2 separate regions of the Homo sapiens genome follow, and region 2 is linked to region 1. A link is an interaction called in ENCODE POLR2A ChIA-PET data of the cell type or tissue named here. Cell type or tissue: endothelial cell of umbilical vein. All regions are shown on one strand. Links, peaks and the distances in the headings refer to the core of each region. The heading gives the core; the rest is flanking DNA. Region 1 has its middle 12 kb from the start of SF3B5. Region 2 holds the start of SNORA98 (small nucleolar RNA, H/ACA box 98).

The links. Peaks named below come from ENCODE experiments on the same cell type or tissue, not always from the same donor. Only the 100,000 strongest peaks of a DNase experiment are listed, where the experiment ranks them.
Region 2: POLR2A ChIA-PET joins it to region 1 with 5 read pairs; 2 of 35 experiments call an interaction of 5 or more read pairs at or near these places.

What each region holds. Positions count from the first base shown.
Region 1 is chr6:144,079,732-144,088,078 of GRCh38, forward strand. No RefSeq gene overlaps it. Among named protein-coding and RNA genes, the nearest start is that of SF3B5, 12 kb to the right of the region's middle. RefSeq lists a silencer at 3,573-3,722. In endothelial cell of umbilical vein, for the core only: no CTCF peak of the experiment used is centred there; no DNase peak of the experiment used is centred there.
Region 2 is chr6:144,401,876-144,410,222 of GRCh38, forward strand. UTRN (utrophin) reads left to right here. Exons shown (of 75, transcript NM_007124.3): 3 at 1,248-1,309. SNORA98 (small nucleolar RNA, H/ACA box 98) reads left to right here and starts at 3,780; the gene lies at 3,780-3,892. In endothelial cell of umbilical vein, for the core only: no CTCF peak of the experiment used is centred there; a DNase peak (open chromatin) is centred at 5,216.

The DNA.
Region 1 (8,347 bases), core at 84-8,083:
CCCACCTTGGCCTCCCAAAGTGGTGGGATTACAGGCATGAGCCACCGCGCCCGGCCCGATTTTTGTATTTTTTGTAGAGACGAGGGTTTTGCCATGTTGCCCAGGCTGGTCTTGAACTTCTTGACACAAGCAATCTGCCCACCTCAGCCTCCCAAAGTGCTGGGATTACAGGTGTGAGCCAGCTCGCCCGGTCTAATACTATCTTTTAAAATAAGCAGTGCTGTTTCAAGGAAACTGTTACTGAAAGCATGCACAGACTCCCAAAGTGCTGGGATTACAGGTGTGAGCTACCTCACCCAGCCTAACATTATCTTTTAAAATAAGCACCACTGTTCCAAGAAAGTTGTTACTGAAGATATCCACAGAGACAGTAGAGGGTAGTTTGAATTAAATCTTTTTTAGGTCTATGTACCATGCACTACCGATATTCAAGTTTCAGTTACTCGGTAAAATAGAAAATATTCAGCAGTTTAGGCTGAAGAATAAGAAACGATGTGTCACTTGGGAAATAATGCCTGCTGTACAAATAAATGCCATATTCCTTGCATTGCTTAACATGGCAGAGATAAGCCAAATGATGTTGCTTATTAACATGCTGGGCATTTGAAATTGCATTTTAGCATTCCTATAAACAGCCTGACATTGAAAGATTTCAGTAATTTAGAGCTGGTTGGAAGAAATTATACTACTTAAAACTCATAAAAATTAGTATCCTCAAGTGCATATTTGAAAAAATGAGTTAGTTAATATCAATATGAATGGGAATTTAAAAAATCAAATGCTAAGTGGGAACACAGGATTTTAGTAGGAGTCTTATATAGGTGTAATATATTTGAATATTTGAAACCTAATAAATATGTGCATATGAAAGCCAATTTATATTATGCAAATTGTCTAGGACCTTGTGTCTGAGGCAAAAAACAGCTCTTATACAAATTAGAAATGATATACTAGAATTGAGAGAGACTTAAAGACCATGTGGGTGCAGGGAAAACTCTTCATTTGTAGAGGAGGGCTAAATTGAATAGATCCGAATATAACTTTCATGAAGGCAGGAGGTAGCCATAATCTCACAAAGAACAAATGTGAGGCAATTTTACAGGCTTTGACTATCAAAGAAACTTTCTGTATGGTGATAACTATGCATATATTATTGGCTCTTTTTTGAAAAACGGAAAGAGCTTTTCCAGAAATACAACAGTGACATGCATCACCACTCAAATTTTGACTATGTACAGAATGACTGTTAGGAGGTCACTTTGGCCTTACAGTGCCCATAATGCTTTCAGAAAGACGTGCCCAGTCAGGTGCAGTGGCTCATGCCTGTAATCCCAACACTTTGGAAGGCTGAGGCAGGCAGATCGCTCAAGGCCAGGAGTTCAAGACCAGCCTGGCCAACATGGTGAAACCCCATCTCTACTAGAAATACAAAACTTAGTCAGGTGTGGTGGCGCTTGCCTGTAATCAGCTACTCGGGAAGCTGAAGCAAGTGAATCGCTTGAACCCTGGAGGCGGAGGTTGCAGTGAGTGGAGATTGTGCCATTATACTCTTTTGGAGACAGAGCAAGACTCCATCTCCAAAAGACATGCCCTTTGACTGGCTCTCTGTGAATAGCATCCTGAGAGTTCCATCTGACTTCCCACTAGAAACATTCCAAGAGTCCTGGCCTGGATAGGGATATTGTTTGAATCTTACTATAGAATTTGTAGTGAGCAGGCCGGGTGCAGTGGCTCACACAGGTAATCCCAGCACTTTGGGAGGCTGAGGTGGGCAGATCACTTGAGGTCAGGAGCTCAAGGCCAGTGTAGCCAACATGGCGAAACCCCATTTCTACTAAAAATACAAAAAAATTGCCAGGTGTGGTGGCATGTGCCTGTAATTCCAGCTACTCAGGAGGCTGAGACAGGAGAATCACCTGAACCTGGAAGGTGGAGTTGCAGTGAGCCAAGATCATGCCACTGTACTCCAGCCTGGGTAACAGAAGAAGACTCTCTAAAAAAAAAAAAATAAAAATAGAATTTGGAGTGATCAAAGTTGCTGGCTTAAAGAGTGAATAAACCCACAAACATGGTCTCGGTTTTGGGGTTTTTTTTGGTTTGTTTTAATACTTCTCTCTCTCTCTCTTTTTTTTTTTTTTTTTTTTGACAGAGTTTCTGCTCTTATTGCCCATGCTGGAGTGCAGTGGTGTGATCTTGGCTCACCACAAGGTCCCTCTCCCAGGTTCAAGCGATTCTCCTGCCTCAGTCTCCCGAGTAGCTGGGATTACAGACATGCACCACCACGCCCAGCTAATTTTCGTGGTTTTAGTAGCCACAGGGTTTCACCATGTTAGTCAGGCTGCTCTCGAATTCCTGACGTTAGGTGATCCACCCTCCTCAGCCTCCCAAAGTGCTGGGATTATAGGCATGAGCCACCGCTCCCGGCCTTAAAAATACTTTTCATTAAATAAATTCATCACCTTTAAACTTTTTTTTCAGATTTTTGATACAGAAGCCTGAATAACCAGCTCAAATGCAGTTCATACATTAAGCATTCTCAGGTGCTCCTACAACAAACGAATAACCTCTGCAATCTTTTTCTACTGTACCCATAACAGTATATACATATTATTTAGCATTCAGTTTCCCATTAGTAATGTACATTTTATCAAAATAAACTTGTGTTATCAAACGAAGAACTCCTTCATGCACATATGCCTTATTTACCATCTTAAAAATTCCTATCTGCATGACACAATCTTTGGAGTGTGGGAAATGTAATTAGTACTTCATGTCTTAGTATATGAATTTTAAAGAAGTTCTAGGGCTGAGAGAAAAGGGTTAAAGATGTATTGGCTTCACTATACTAATCATGTGTTGTTTCTTATCATAGAACAGCAAGAAAGAGATAAGTGGGTGTGGGGGGAGGGGGGAGGGATAGCATTGGGAGATATACCTAATGCTAGATGATGAGTTAGTGGGTGCGGCGCACCAGCATGGCACATGTATACATATGTAACTAACCTGCACAATGTGCGCATGTACCCTAAAACTTAAAGTATAATAATAAAAGAAAAAAAAAAAAAGAAAGAGATAAGTGGGAAGGGAGATAGAACAAAAGCCAGAGAACATGCTGAAGGGCTAGAGGAAAAAAATGAATGTCTAATCAGCTTTCATCCTCATGAGTGTGAACATGCTGGCTTTCCACAATTTGCCTTCCACAAATTTTAAGTCTATTTAAAAGAACTGAAAGACAACGTGCATATTTAGTCCTGTGCTCCCACGATATAGTCATCACCTCCAAAGTCCTTACTGACATGTATTTACCTCAGATTTCACCTTCCATAAATCAATAATTGTTTTCCTCTGCATATGGGAAACATTTTGGTTTTAGCAATATATTTTTTCTTCAAGAAACTAAAGGAATTTTCATGTGATCCTATAAAAATGGGTATTGTGTCACTTTTTATTCAATCAAATATGTATTTTGAGATTTACTTGGCTTGAGACTTTCATTTTATGTGAAATTATCAAGTTATTTGAACATTTGATATTTTTCACACATGCTTATTTGTATGCTGATGATAGAAACAAGTGTGTATTTCTTTGAAAGATGTTGAGGTTAGGAAAAAACCCCAAAACCTATGATGCTTGTCAGACTTGATAAAACTAAACTCACTGAGGTAAGGTTGTTAACACATCAGAAAACATCAGAGTTCCACATTGAACGTAAAGGGTAGAAAGATTCATAATCAATCTATGTTTAGCATTTTTCTGTGTCCCATCTCAACTGTATCCAGTCCTCATTGTTCCTCATGAATTTGTTTGTTCATTTATTTATTCACTTACTCATCATTCAACAAACAGTTATTGTGTCCACTCTGTGTCATGCACCACTCTAGAATCTGGAGATGCATTGGTGCACTACATTTTTTTTTTTTTTTTTGAGACAGAGTCTCACTCTGTTGCCCAGGCTGGAGTGCAGTGGCATGTTCTCAGCTGGGTGCAACCTCCACCTCCCAAGTTGAAGTGGTCCTCCTACCTCAGCCTCCCGAGTAGCTGGGAATACAGGTGCACGCCATCACGCCTGGCTAATTTTTTATTTTTAGTAGAGATGGGGTTTCACCATGTTGGCCAGGCTGGTCTTGAACTCCTGACCTGAAGTGATCTGCCCACCTCAGCCTCCCAAAGTGCCAGGATTACAGGTATGAGCCACCCTGCCTGGCCTACTACTTTTTTTGTTTGTTTGAGGAAGGGTCTCATTCTGTCACCCAGGCTAAAGTGCAGTGGTGGCACAATCATGGCTCACTGCAGCCTTGACATCCTGGACTCAAGTGATCCTCCCACCTCAGCCTCCTCAGTAGCTGAGACCACAGGTGCGCACCACCACACCCAGCTAATTTTTGTATTTTTTTTTTTTTTTTTTTTTTTTGTAGAGATGGCATTTCGACATATTGCCCAGGCTGGTCTTGAGCTCCGGAGCTGAAGCAATTTGCTTGCCTCGGCCTCCCATACTGCTGGCATTACAGGTGGGAGCCACCATGCCCAGCCTCATTTTCTTTATTAATTGTGAGTGCAGGACCTTGTTTTCATAATCTTTGTATTACTCTTTAGTGCTTAGGACTGTGCATTACATGGTCTGACTAGTATTGTCAGTCAACAAATATTTTTCAAATATTTTTAAAGTGTCTATAGTGCATTAAATGCTAAGCTACATGATGAATAGCATCAGCTAAAATTGTTGTTCTTGCTTTATGAGATTTTATCATTTAAAGCAGGGGTCCCTAACCCTTGCTGCAGACCCGTACTGGTCTGTGGCCTGTTAGGAACTGGGCAGCACAGCAGGAGGTGAGCGGTGGGTGAGTGAGCATTACTGCCTCAGCTCCACCTCCTGTCAGGTCAGTGACAGCATTAGATTCTCATGGGAGCTTGAACCCTATTGTGAACTGGCATGTGAGGGATCTAGGTTGCACGCTCCTTATGAGACTCTGAGGCAGAATAGTTTCATCCCGAACCTCCCACACCCACCCCCTCAACCCTCCAATCCTCCAATTCCCCAACCCTGGTTCATGGAAAAATTGTCTTCCATGAAACTGGTCCCTGGGGCCAAAAAGGTTGGGGACTGTTGATACAAAGTCCAAGTTAACCTAGCAGAAAAACACAAGAAATGAGAGATGTTCAGCTCCTAAATTTCATAGGAAAATACACATTTTGCTCTTTCTTTTAAACTGATTTTTAGAAAAATTTATTCTAAGGCTGATACACTTTTTTGCAAGGTGAGATGGACGAAGTAAGATTAAAGAACCTCTCTTGAAAGAGAGGCTGAGAAAATTAGAAGACTGGTTGAGGAGTTTAGATAACAACTGGAAATGGTGGGAGGAAAAGGGGTCAAGCAGAGGAAAGGAAGGGGGAGAAGCTGAGGTGGGTCCAGATGAAAAACAGAGTGGAAGGAGCTGCTTTGTAGAGATTGAAGTGTTCAAGAGTCCATCACCTCTTATACTAACCAATTGATTACATGCCTCCTTTGCTGCAGACTGTGAGATCCACAGAGGCCGTGACCCCATTTGCCCCAGTGCAGGTTCAATAAACGTGTGTTAAATAAATGGCTAAGAGTAAAGGTTCTAAAAATAAGAAGCCTACATTCATATAATACATTAAATCTTTGAAAACACATGACACACACCTATATACTGAGGACATTTTGCCCGCATCTGAGGAGACGTATATGAGAATGTTTGTTGCAGCACTGTCTGAAATAATAAAATGCTGGAAGCATTCTAAGTGCCCTTAATTAGAGAATGCACATATAAATTGTGTAGTATATTCCTATGACATAGCGTTAAAAAGGAATGAACTACATAACTATAGCTCTCAACTTGGATAGATCTCAAAAATATAACGTGTGGGCCAGGCACAGTAGCTCACGCCTGTAATCCCAGCACTTTGGGAGGCTAAGGTGGGAGAATCGCCTGAGCCCAGGAGTTTGGAATCAGCCTGCGTGACATGTGGAGATCCTGGCTCTACCAGTAATAAAAAGAATTAGCCAGGTGTGGTGGCATGCATCTGTGGTCCCAGCTAAGTGAGAGGCTGAGTCAGGAGGATTGCTTGAACCCAGGAGGCTGACTCTGCAGTGAGCTGTGATCGCACCACTGCACTCCAGCCTGGGTGACAGAGTGAGACCCTTGTCTCAAAACAAAAAACAAAAAACTATATATATTTAATTAAATTATGTGTGCAATACCATACTATATAATACCAAAATATATAATATCATGTATAATTCAATTATATGTATAATACCATATCTGTATATACTGTAATACAATTATATGTATAATACATTGGTATATTATATCAATTATATGCATAATACCATATATGTATATGTATAATACGTATATAACCCAGATGTATATAATACCATATATATCTACTTTAAACAGCTTTATTGAGATATAATTTACATCCTGTACAATTCATCCATTTAAAGTGAACAGTTCAGCAGGGCACAGTGGCACACACCTGTAGTCCCAGCTACTCCAGAGGCTGAAGCAGAAGGATTGCTTGATCCCAGAAGTTCAAGGCTGCAGTGCGCCATGGCTGCGCCCGTGAATAGTCACTGCATTCTGGCCTAGGCGACATAGCAAAACTCTGTCTCTAGGAAAACAAAATGAAATAAACTTAAAAATAAAATGAACAATTCAATAGGTTTTGGTAAATGTATTATTAATTTTTAAAATTGCAGTAAAAATACATAACATATAATTTGCCATTTTAATTATTTAAGTGTACAATTAATTCAGTTGCATTAATTCACAGTATTGTACAACCATCACTACTATGTTGTGATTATTTTGGAAATAATTTTCCATTACCCCTAAACAAAAATTCTGTAACCATTAAGCAATAATATGTCATTGCTTCTACCCCAAACTTCTAACAACCTCTATTACTTTCAGTCCTGATGAATTTGGCTATTCTAGGTACATCATATAAATGATATTATACCACATTTGTCTTTTTTGTGTTTTGCTTATGTCATTTAGCATAATATCTTCAAGTTCATCTATATAGCATGTATCAGAACTTCATTCCTTTTTTATGGCAGAATAATATTGCATTGTGGGTATATGCCACATTTTGTTTATCCATTCATCTGTTAGTGGACCTGTGGATTTCTTCCACCTTTTGGCTATTGTAGATAATGCTGCATTGGACACTGGCATACAAATATCTATTCCAGTCCTTGCTTTCAATCCCTTTGGTTATATACCTAGAAATGGAATTGTTGAATCATATGATAATTCTATGTCTAGCTTTTTGAGAAACTGCCAGATAGTTTCATTTGTGTGCATGTATATAGATGTATATACACATATATGCATACATATGCGTGTATATACATATGTACATATGCGTATATATACATATGTATATACATATGTACATATGGGTATATATACATATGTATATACATATGTACATATGCATACATATACATATGTATATACACATATGCATACATATGCACATATATGTATCTATACATATGTGTATGTATGCATATACACATAGATTTTTAAAAACACAATAACACTTCTACATATGGTTCCTGGATACGAATATATGTTTATAAAATCTAATGGCTATAAGGGAAGAACTTACTCATAGAAGTGATTACTTTGGTGGTGGGGGTAGGGTTGGACATGAGGACACAGGAGAGACTGGGCTACAAATGGTCAAAGGAGACAATAGTTTTACCTGCAACGCTTCCTTTCAGTTTTAAAAAGGGGCATAGATACATAATTTGCAAATTGTTTTAAAAATAGAAAAAAGGGAAGGAAATTGGACAAAATTTGAGGTAGAAGTATCTCCATGTTATATTATTCTGTGTACTTTTTTTTGTTTAATTAGAAAGAGACAAACTTTTCTGCAAGGTACACATCATTCGATTCTCATATCAAAACTGATGAATGAGATAGTATTAATACCAATGATATCGTTTTAAAGGCAGAATTCTGAAACAGACAGCAGTGGGCCAGAACCAGAGATGAGTGCCCTAGTCTGCTGGTCCAGGGCTTGGAGGTGAGGAGAGGGAGGCTGAGGTGGTGAACACCCTAAACGCTTTGATGCTGTACCACAGGGCCTCAAATCACCTACTGTATTTTCCCTTCGTTTGTAATGTTACGAAGACACTTCTGCTTTAAAGGCCACTGTTTTTAGAGGAGACATGGAGGAAGCAAGGATAAGGTTCACTGAAGTAGGAGGACAGAGTGATAAGAGGGACGCCTAGAGGACAAGATAACAACTGAGAACAGTGGCTAGGAAATGAAGGAAGTGGAGACGAGGAAGGATTCTGAGCTAACGA
Region 2 (8,347 bases), core at 300-8,299, 320 kb after region 1:
CCTCCATTATTATTTTGCTGCTCTGATGTGGGAGGCAGCCCAGCAGTATAAAAGGTGGCAAAGGAGGCAGGACACACATATGGATGGAGCCACACCTTTCTGCACTGTCGCAGATACGCCTTGGACAGCTTTCTGAACAACTGATAGAGATTGTGAAAATGCTGTTTTGTAGGATTTAAGCCAACAATGACTCTTTTACTGGCTTTAATAGAAAATCGTGGAGTGATGGAAGAGTATGATTTGAAGAGGTCCAATGAATATTTATTTATCTACCTTGCTTACACTTTTACTGTAATCATTATAACAACGAGCTGAACACCAGCTCTTCGTCAAGTGCTTTTCATTTATATTCACTAACCTTTACAATACTCTTGCAAGCTAGGTATTATTTATCCCCATTTTACAGATGAGAACTGTGAGGAAAAGCGATGTTATAATGACCCAAGGTCACACAATAAATGGATTGGGACACCGTCTATTTGGTTCTAAAGAGAAAGTCCTTTTCTCTTTTTGTTAGCCACATGGACTCCTTGTATGTAACCAAATCCTTCTACCCATATTTCAAAAGTTCAGGGTGGTCAGTCTTTTAAAGTAACTTTTCTTTTTTTTATGGCTCAGAAAATGAATTTGTAATCAAAACCAAAACGGATAATGGTTTTAAATTCTTCTGATTTTTCTACCTGTAAAAGTTCGTATAGATCAAGATCATTAAAACCTCATGCCAATCTTACTACAGGAAAATGGGTTACAAGATTGACCATAAACCTTATACTGTCATTCTAGAGGGTGTAGGACCAGTATGAAGAGGGAGGAAGTCACGAATTCCTGAGTTTTTATTGGATAACTTTAATTTTTGTTTTTAGCATGCTGACATTTTGATTATGCTGAAATTTTACTTGCACAAAATGTAGCAGAAAGTGCTACGGGTACTAGCTGGAAAGTAGGGCTCTGATTTGATCCGATAAACCTGGATTTGGTCACTGATGGCAGGACTCCGGGGTTTAGGGTGAGACAACCTGGTCCCTTGGGAAAGGTGCCCGAGCCTCCCTCTGTTGTAGGCAGTGTTGGGCTCCATAAGTGTACCGGGCAGTCATCACATTCTGCATTAGCTCCGCCTCATTGTGCTCAAGGAGCTCGACTAATAGGACTATTTTAAACTCTCCAGGATAGAGATAACCTTATTTGGTGCTTTACTAAAGGTACAGACTCTCATACTTTTTCCTTCTCTTTCTTTTTCCATTCCACAGATGAACACAATGACGTACAGAAGAAAACCTTTACCAAATGGATAAATGCTCGATTTTCAAAGGTAACTGAGACTTTCAAAAACTTCGATGGTTCAGATGCCGCATTCTGATTGAAGGAGTTTGGTTGGAAGTGCAGTGAATTTTCCCCAGGAAATGTCACCTAGCCGAAGTCTTCTGAGTATGCAGATACATTTGTTGTTCCTTTATTCTGTCCTAAAATATGTTTAAACGGAAATTCTCATGCACATAGTTTATGGGACGCTATTGACTTTTACCTGGCCTTCTCCAGATATCTAAGGCAGCAGTTAGCTGCTTTCGATTCTGTGAATCCTGGGTACATCTTGGAAAAGAATATATCATTGGGAAAATTTTTGAGTTCTCTTGGTTAAGAGGATGATGATTTCATTTTGCCTGGTTAAAACCAAATGTTATAATTCAGGCAGTCTTTCTACCCTGTCAGAAATATTTATGGATTTTTATTCTTGTGGATGTGGCTAATAATATTTATCTGCCTTGTGGGTTGTTTTTTCTTGTGTACTTCCTTAATTCCTCCCCCACCCCAAAGATCTACTCTTAGCATTTCTAACCATTTAGAACATAATCAATGCTTTGAGCAATATTTTTTCATAGGGGCAGAGCATGCTGAAGAGAGGAATTGTCAGTGCTATTTTCAAATCTGTTCTAATATGATTATCTATTAGTTATTGGTGTTGGAATTTTGTGCACTAAGCCTGAGGTAGGAGGAGAGTTTTCAGGATAACAGATTGTTTAGGACTCTTCTACAACAAGATGAAAAATAGAAGTTTCTCAGAGAAACACTGTTGTGGTCTTTTAAATAGTATAAAAGCTATTTTAATGAAGAGTTGCTTTTCAAAATTTTTGGTTGCTTTTCAAAAGTTGTAAAGGTCAGAGAGACAAACATTGGTATTTCTTGAGGAAAAATGAGGATATCTTAAGGTTACTTTGAGTAGCAGCATAGTTTAAAAAATGCTCCACGTCCCAATATTTATAGTTGGTTATTTGATTTCACTGCTTTTTGGGCTTTGCGAGTTTATCTTGAGGGGTATTTTATCTTGCCTGTGAGTATGTAAGGAACATGAAAACCAACTTTGACAGAGGGTTAAAAATACAGAGAATTAGAACATAAAGGTGCTTGCATAATTGGCAGTTATATGTGTAGGATTATTCCAAATCACATGCAGGTGTGTTTTGGTAAATTTTAGTTTGTTTTATTCCAGAGACACAGGTAACATATGTGCATCTCGGGCTTGACATGAATAAAAACTTTTGAACTATTCATCTGCATGTGACCATTTTCCAGAGAATGTAGTTTTAGCAACTGGGAGTCTGGATATGAGGTGTTTTATTCCAGTGGTCTTATGATTGCTCATAAAAGTAAGATTATTTTTCCTGGTTATTCACGAGGATAACACAGTAATTGTTTAGATAGAACAAGTGAAGCAGTTTTTAGCAGCTTAATTTAGTCTTTGGGGAAGAATTGCCTTAGAACTAATTTTGAAGATTGTTTTGAAAGCATTAAACTTGGTAGACCTAAGTTTAGAGAGCATTTGAAACTGGGTAAATTACTTTTTACCTATTTATGAAAATGGAGAGAAATAGGTAGTAAAATAGGACATGGAAAGGGTTTGTAGAGGAAGAGAGATGACAACTGAGACAGAATAATTGAAAAGAAATTTCTCAATATTTATGGTGGGTCATTGACACCTTTAAAAAGACCTCAAAGAAAACAAAATCTGGTAGTACCAGACTAGTTTATTAAATGAACTTGATATTTAAATTTGTGCATTTATAATGTCTATTATTTTGCAATTAAATGGGGCTTTAAGTCCCATGTAAATTGTTTGCCCTGGAATATTTGTATTTCTTACCAAGATACTGGAAAAGACTTGGTAATTTTTATCATTTTTAGTAAAAGTTATAGTTAGTTTTAGCTAAAAGCTTCTCTATTAGTGTTTGGAGATGGTAGTTTCTAAGCTCAGCTTCTGTGTTAGTGTTTGGAGATGGTGTTTGGAGAAAAACTACCAAACGTGGGATGACTCTGAAAACTTTTATTTTCATCTAGCAAGAAATCAAAACCTAGAAGGAATTTATCTGAGAAATTATGAATATTTGGAGATGGGAAGCTCATGGCAGTGACACTAAACATCCACATTATTTTTTCTTTCTTCTGGCTGTCTTAAGACCATAAGTTGGATTGCTTCCAATTGGGGATAGTGAAAGAGGGAGTAACACATTTCTAGACTGGGAGATTTCCATAGACTCCCATGTGGCTTAACTCTTGCTGAGCTGGGGAAAGACCGTATTCATGCCTGGTATTACTAGGTAATGCGAGGATAGAACAAGAAAAAAAAATAAATCCCGTTGAAGGGAACGAATTTTTTTTTTCATTTTTAAAAATCCATGTCCTTTGGTACATTGTGGTGGGTTTTACAATATAATTTTTCAGTGGGTCCACTACTTCCCTACAGTGTGGGTTCCTAAACAGAGCAACAGGACCTCTGTGCTGAGAAATCCAAACAGACACTGATGGCACCTTCTGCCATTTAGGAATTTGTTTTAAAACAGACATTTGTCTAGATATTTCCTTTGTGGCCTCCTCCCCATCAAAAGTCAATCAAACATCGAGCCTTGTTAATTCCAATACCTACATATATTCAAAATTGTCCACTTACTCTATGTAGAGTGACACGTCTCTTTTCCAAGGCATTGTTATTTGTATTAGAAAAAATGGTGAGAGACTTTACAATGGGCAAAAAACTAGTGGGTGTCCTGTTAGCTCAGGCATCTGAATTATCTCTGCCTTTAATTACTTTTGAGCTACTTTACGACTAGGTAAGTTGTGGAAAATAGGTATGCAAATGATTCTTATCCATAAAAATGAAAATTATTTGTAAAGCAGTTAATTATTACTCCTTGGATAGACCAGTTTTTGCATCTATTGCAAATCTATTTCAGTTTTCATTTTTCTTGTGTAAAACATGTGTTTTTAAAAATTTTCCCCTGAACTGGTTGTAACAGCTTACTGGGTCCCTCATTAATTAATGAGTTAAATAAATCTTTGACAGACATTATTATCACATTGGTTTGAGAGTTATGACTTTACCTTGTTGGAAAATTATCCTTGAATACATGGACCACTGTGATAATCTGCTAATTGGTTCTTCCATTCCATGCTCCACCTTCTCCATCTCCCTTTCCTTTTTTTTTCTTTTCTTTTTTTTTTTTTTTTTTTTTGAGACACAGTCTAGCTCTGTTGCCCAGTCTGGAGTGCAGTGGTGCAATCTTGGCTCATTGCAGCCTGCAGCCTCTGCCTCCCAGGTTGCAGCGATTCTCCTGCCTCAGCCTCCCTAGTAGCTGGGATTATGGGCGCATGTCACCATGCCCAGCTAATTTTTGTATTTTTAGTAGAGATGGGGTTTCACCATGTTGGCTAGGCTGGTTTCAAACTCCTGACCTCAAGTGATCCGCCTGCCTCGACCTCCCAAAGTGCTGGGATTACAGGCGTGAGCCACCACGCCCGGCCTCCCCTTCCATTTTCAAGAGAGTATCTACGGTGCTTCTAAAGGGTAAACCTGAATACCTTTTTCTCTTCTGTAAGCTCTTTCGTTGGGTGCCCATTTTCCTTTTTTTAAAAAACACAATTAAAAATTGAAATTGTATAATTTTTGGTATATAGTGTGATGTTTTGGTCTTACTTGGTTCTTAAAGCTCTAAATAGCTGCCTCCCAATTTACTCCTAATTTTATTTTACTTTCCTCTCGCTCCCTCATTTTGCTCCAGCCACACGGCCTTTGCTTACCATCCCGGTGGGCCCTCCCTGGCCTTTGCACACAGTCCTTTCTCTATCTCTTCCTGGCCAGCTCCTACCCCTTCCTGCTTGTCTGAGCTTAAATGTTGCTTCCTGAAGGATCTCTTTTCTGAGCTCCCAGACTAGGGTAGATAAGCTGTATACTCTCAAAGTGTTATGATTTGAAGCACTTACCATACTGTAATTTAAATAGTTGCCAGCCTTTTTTCCTAGGTTAGACATAAACTCTGTGGGTGCAGGGACTTTCTATTTGCTTATTGGCATATCTTTTGGCATTTAGTAGGTATCCAGTAAACTATTTGTAGGCTTAATAAATAAATGAATGACAATGACATAGACATACATTGAATATGCCTAATTCTATATGTTCATAAGCCACTTGGGGATGGTTGCATTGGAGAGACAGGAGTAGAGTTTAGGACTGAGTGCAACATGGCATGAATTGTGCTAAGTCCTGGATATGAATACAATGCATCAGGACTTTTGCTGCATTATTGACAAAAATAAACAAATCCAGCTATCCAAACTTTCCCTATTTACCTGATTTCTTGGAGTTGTGCTGCAGTGATTGTTAAATAACCACTTGGACTTAATGCATATTATTGTTTTATTTACCCAATACAATTCTTCACATAGGGTCTAACTATTAAATTCACTGTGAAGAAAAATAAGACTTAAAACTTAAAGCCAGAACAATTCTTTTCTTGATAAGGGATTTGGTAAAGAACTTGAGAATAATATCAGTCTAAAACCATCTTTTAATTTGTAACTGTAAATGAATATACAGTAACCAAGACAGTGCTCACTCAAAATATGTATTCTTTTTGCTGCAAATCCTTGTGAACATATCATGGAGTATACAGTGCTTTGGAATTCAGGATCCTGAGAAGTCATAGTGTAGAGTAAATTATGGCTCTTGGATTTTTAAAAGTTATGAAGAGCTCAGAAAAAGTGATTATCTAAAAAAAGCTAAAAATTAGGAAATTAAACACTTATTTCTGGATATCCTGCTCATTTATTTATGACCTCAGGCAAATTATTAGTCAATTTTTTCAGATCACCTGGTCTACATTTCCATAGCCATAAGACGCAATCGATCATTATTACCTTCCTTATATCGTGAAGAAATATTGAGGCATTGCTGAGAAGTGTATAGGAGATGATAATTACTTAGGAATGCAAAATAAAAACCCTATCATATACCTCGAATCTGTGATAGTCCTGATCTGTGGATCCGTGCCACACGTAAACAGAAAAGGGAAAAAGCACTGGCTCATTAAGCCCGCGTTCTTCCATTGTATGGTGTGTATGACTTGAGTGTTTTGCCCCTTCTAAATTTCAGAGCCTCTGGCTTGTTAGCCGGCCGGTCTCCCAAGGGAGGCAGCAAAGGCCTCATTGCTTTGCTTTGGGAAATTTGCTCTGACTTTGAGCCTGCATTTTCTTTGGCTGACTTTCAGAGCTGCTCATCTGGCAGAGCTGAAAACATACAAATTGCAGAAGTTCTTTTATCCATTTGGTGAGATGGTTCTCTAAAGAGGCTTCACAAATAAAGGTTAGGTAGAAAATATGCAAAATTAAAAATGCTGAACTTGAGTTTGTGCAAATCCCTGCTTTTCTCTTTTCTAAGACACAGATGAGCCAAGTTTTCATGTAAGTTACAATTCCAACCTTGAAATTCAAATTGACAGAACGTAAGAGAGGAAAGCCATGAAGCATTTTTTATGGATTCCAATATGGAGAGCTATTAAGATGTTTTCCTTTAGGAGACAGTGAGACATTGCTTTTAGATTGTTTTCCTACTTTTTTCATGTTGGAAGTTAATAATCACTAAAATAAGGGTGGGAAAAGATGTGGAGGGAGATTTGTACAGGAGGTGCAATAAAAGGAGCCCAAACCCTTTTCCACCTCTAGATATTCAGTCTTCTCTTTAGTACTGTAAAGAGGCTGACAGGCTTCCTGTGTGAAGATAAATCCCATCTATAGTAGAGGCTTGAGCTTGAAGAGTTACACATTGGGTCTGCCATTGGTTTATTTCATGAGTATGCATATGGCAACTCAACTGATTGTTTTAGGAGCCATACACATTCAAGTGGTTCCTTAAAAAGAAATGTGAATTTGTGTCTATTCACTAATACCTCTAAAAAGAAAACAATAAAATGTACTCCATATTCTTAAACACCAGCTTCCAGATACTTTGGCTATACTTATGCAAGCTTTGTTGTTGTTGCTGTTTGTTTTGTTTTCATTCAATTTGAATTTTTAAAATTTGATTTTTGTCTCAAAATTGTTTGTAAAATGAACTTCACCTTGGTTAAAACTAAAAACAAATGATTAAAATTAAAACTGTCAAGTATTATTTAATATGCTATGCTTTGATGAGTACTTAATACAGGGTTTTGATTCAGCCTATTGGTATTCATAATTGTGAAGCAAATTTGGTAGTCTTTGTAATTGACGATCAGTTTAGAAATTGATCAACTGGGAGGAAATGACTTTTCACCCTTCACTTAGGAAGGAGTGAGCAGGACCACCTTCCTTGTGCTTTCCCATTCAGCCTCTTGTGGCCCCACCATCTCTAGCTTCAGAGATGGGCTCTGGTGGTGCAGGGAAGGGTGGGCTTATGCCAGGGTGGGAAGTAAGGTATCAAGAGGGGATTGCTGAGAGGTAGTGGTTGAGGGGAGAGAATCTCTACCTATTACACAGAGCAAGGAGACACTGGACCCATTTCCAGCTGTATCTGGCCTGGGAAGCTTTTAGCTGCAATTGCCACAGGTAACCATCCACCAGCCATGAGGGGAGTCACACTTAGGGGGAAGCTGACATTTATTTTTGTTATTATTTGTTGGAGAAATAAAAAACCCTGCCAACACTGGTACCTCTGGTTACCAACATAGAATACAGAGAAAACACAATTTACAATTAAGTGTGCATGTATGGTTAAGTGCATGCAGGCAGTTGGCTAAAGACGTCAAAGTCTGGACAGAATTTCACACAAATATTCAGTAAAGTGGGAGAAAGAACAATGAACACTTGTCTCTGTGAGAGACAACTAGATGTGCCTTGTTGTGATAGTCTCTTGTCCACCTTCTCAACAACTCCTGTGTTTAACTTAGCTTGAAAAACTGGAGACTGGATTTATCTATTTCCTGACCAAAAAAATTGGGTCTATTTTGTTTTAAGGAGACACCCTAAGGGAAGGGAAGGAGCAGTGTACCTGCCTCTCCTTTATATATATTGAACAAAGGAACTTTGATTTTATTTACCTTTACAC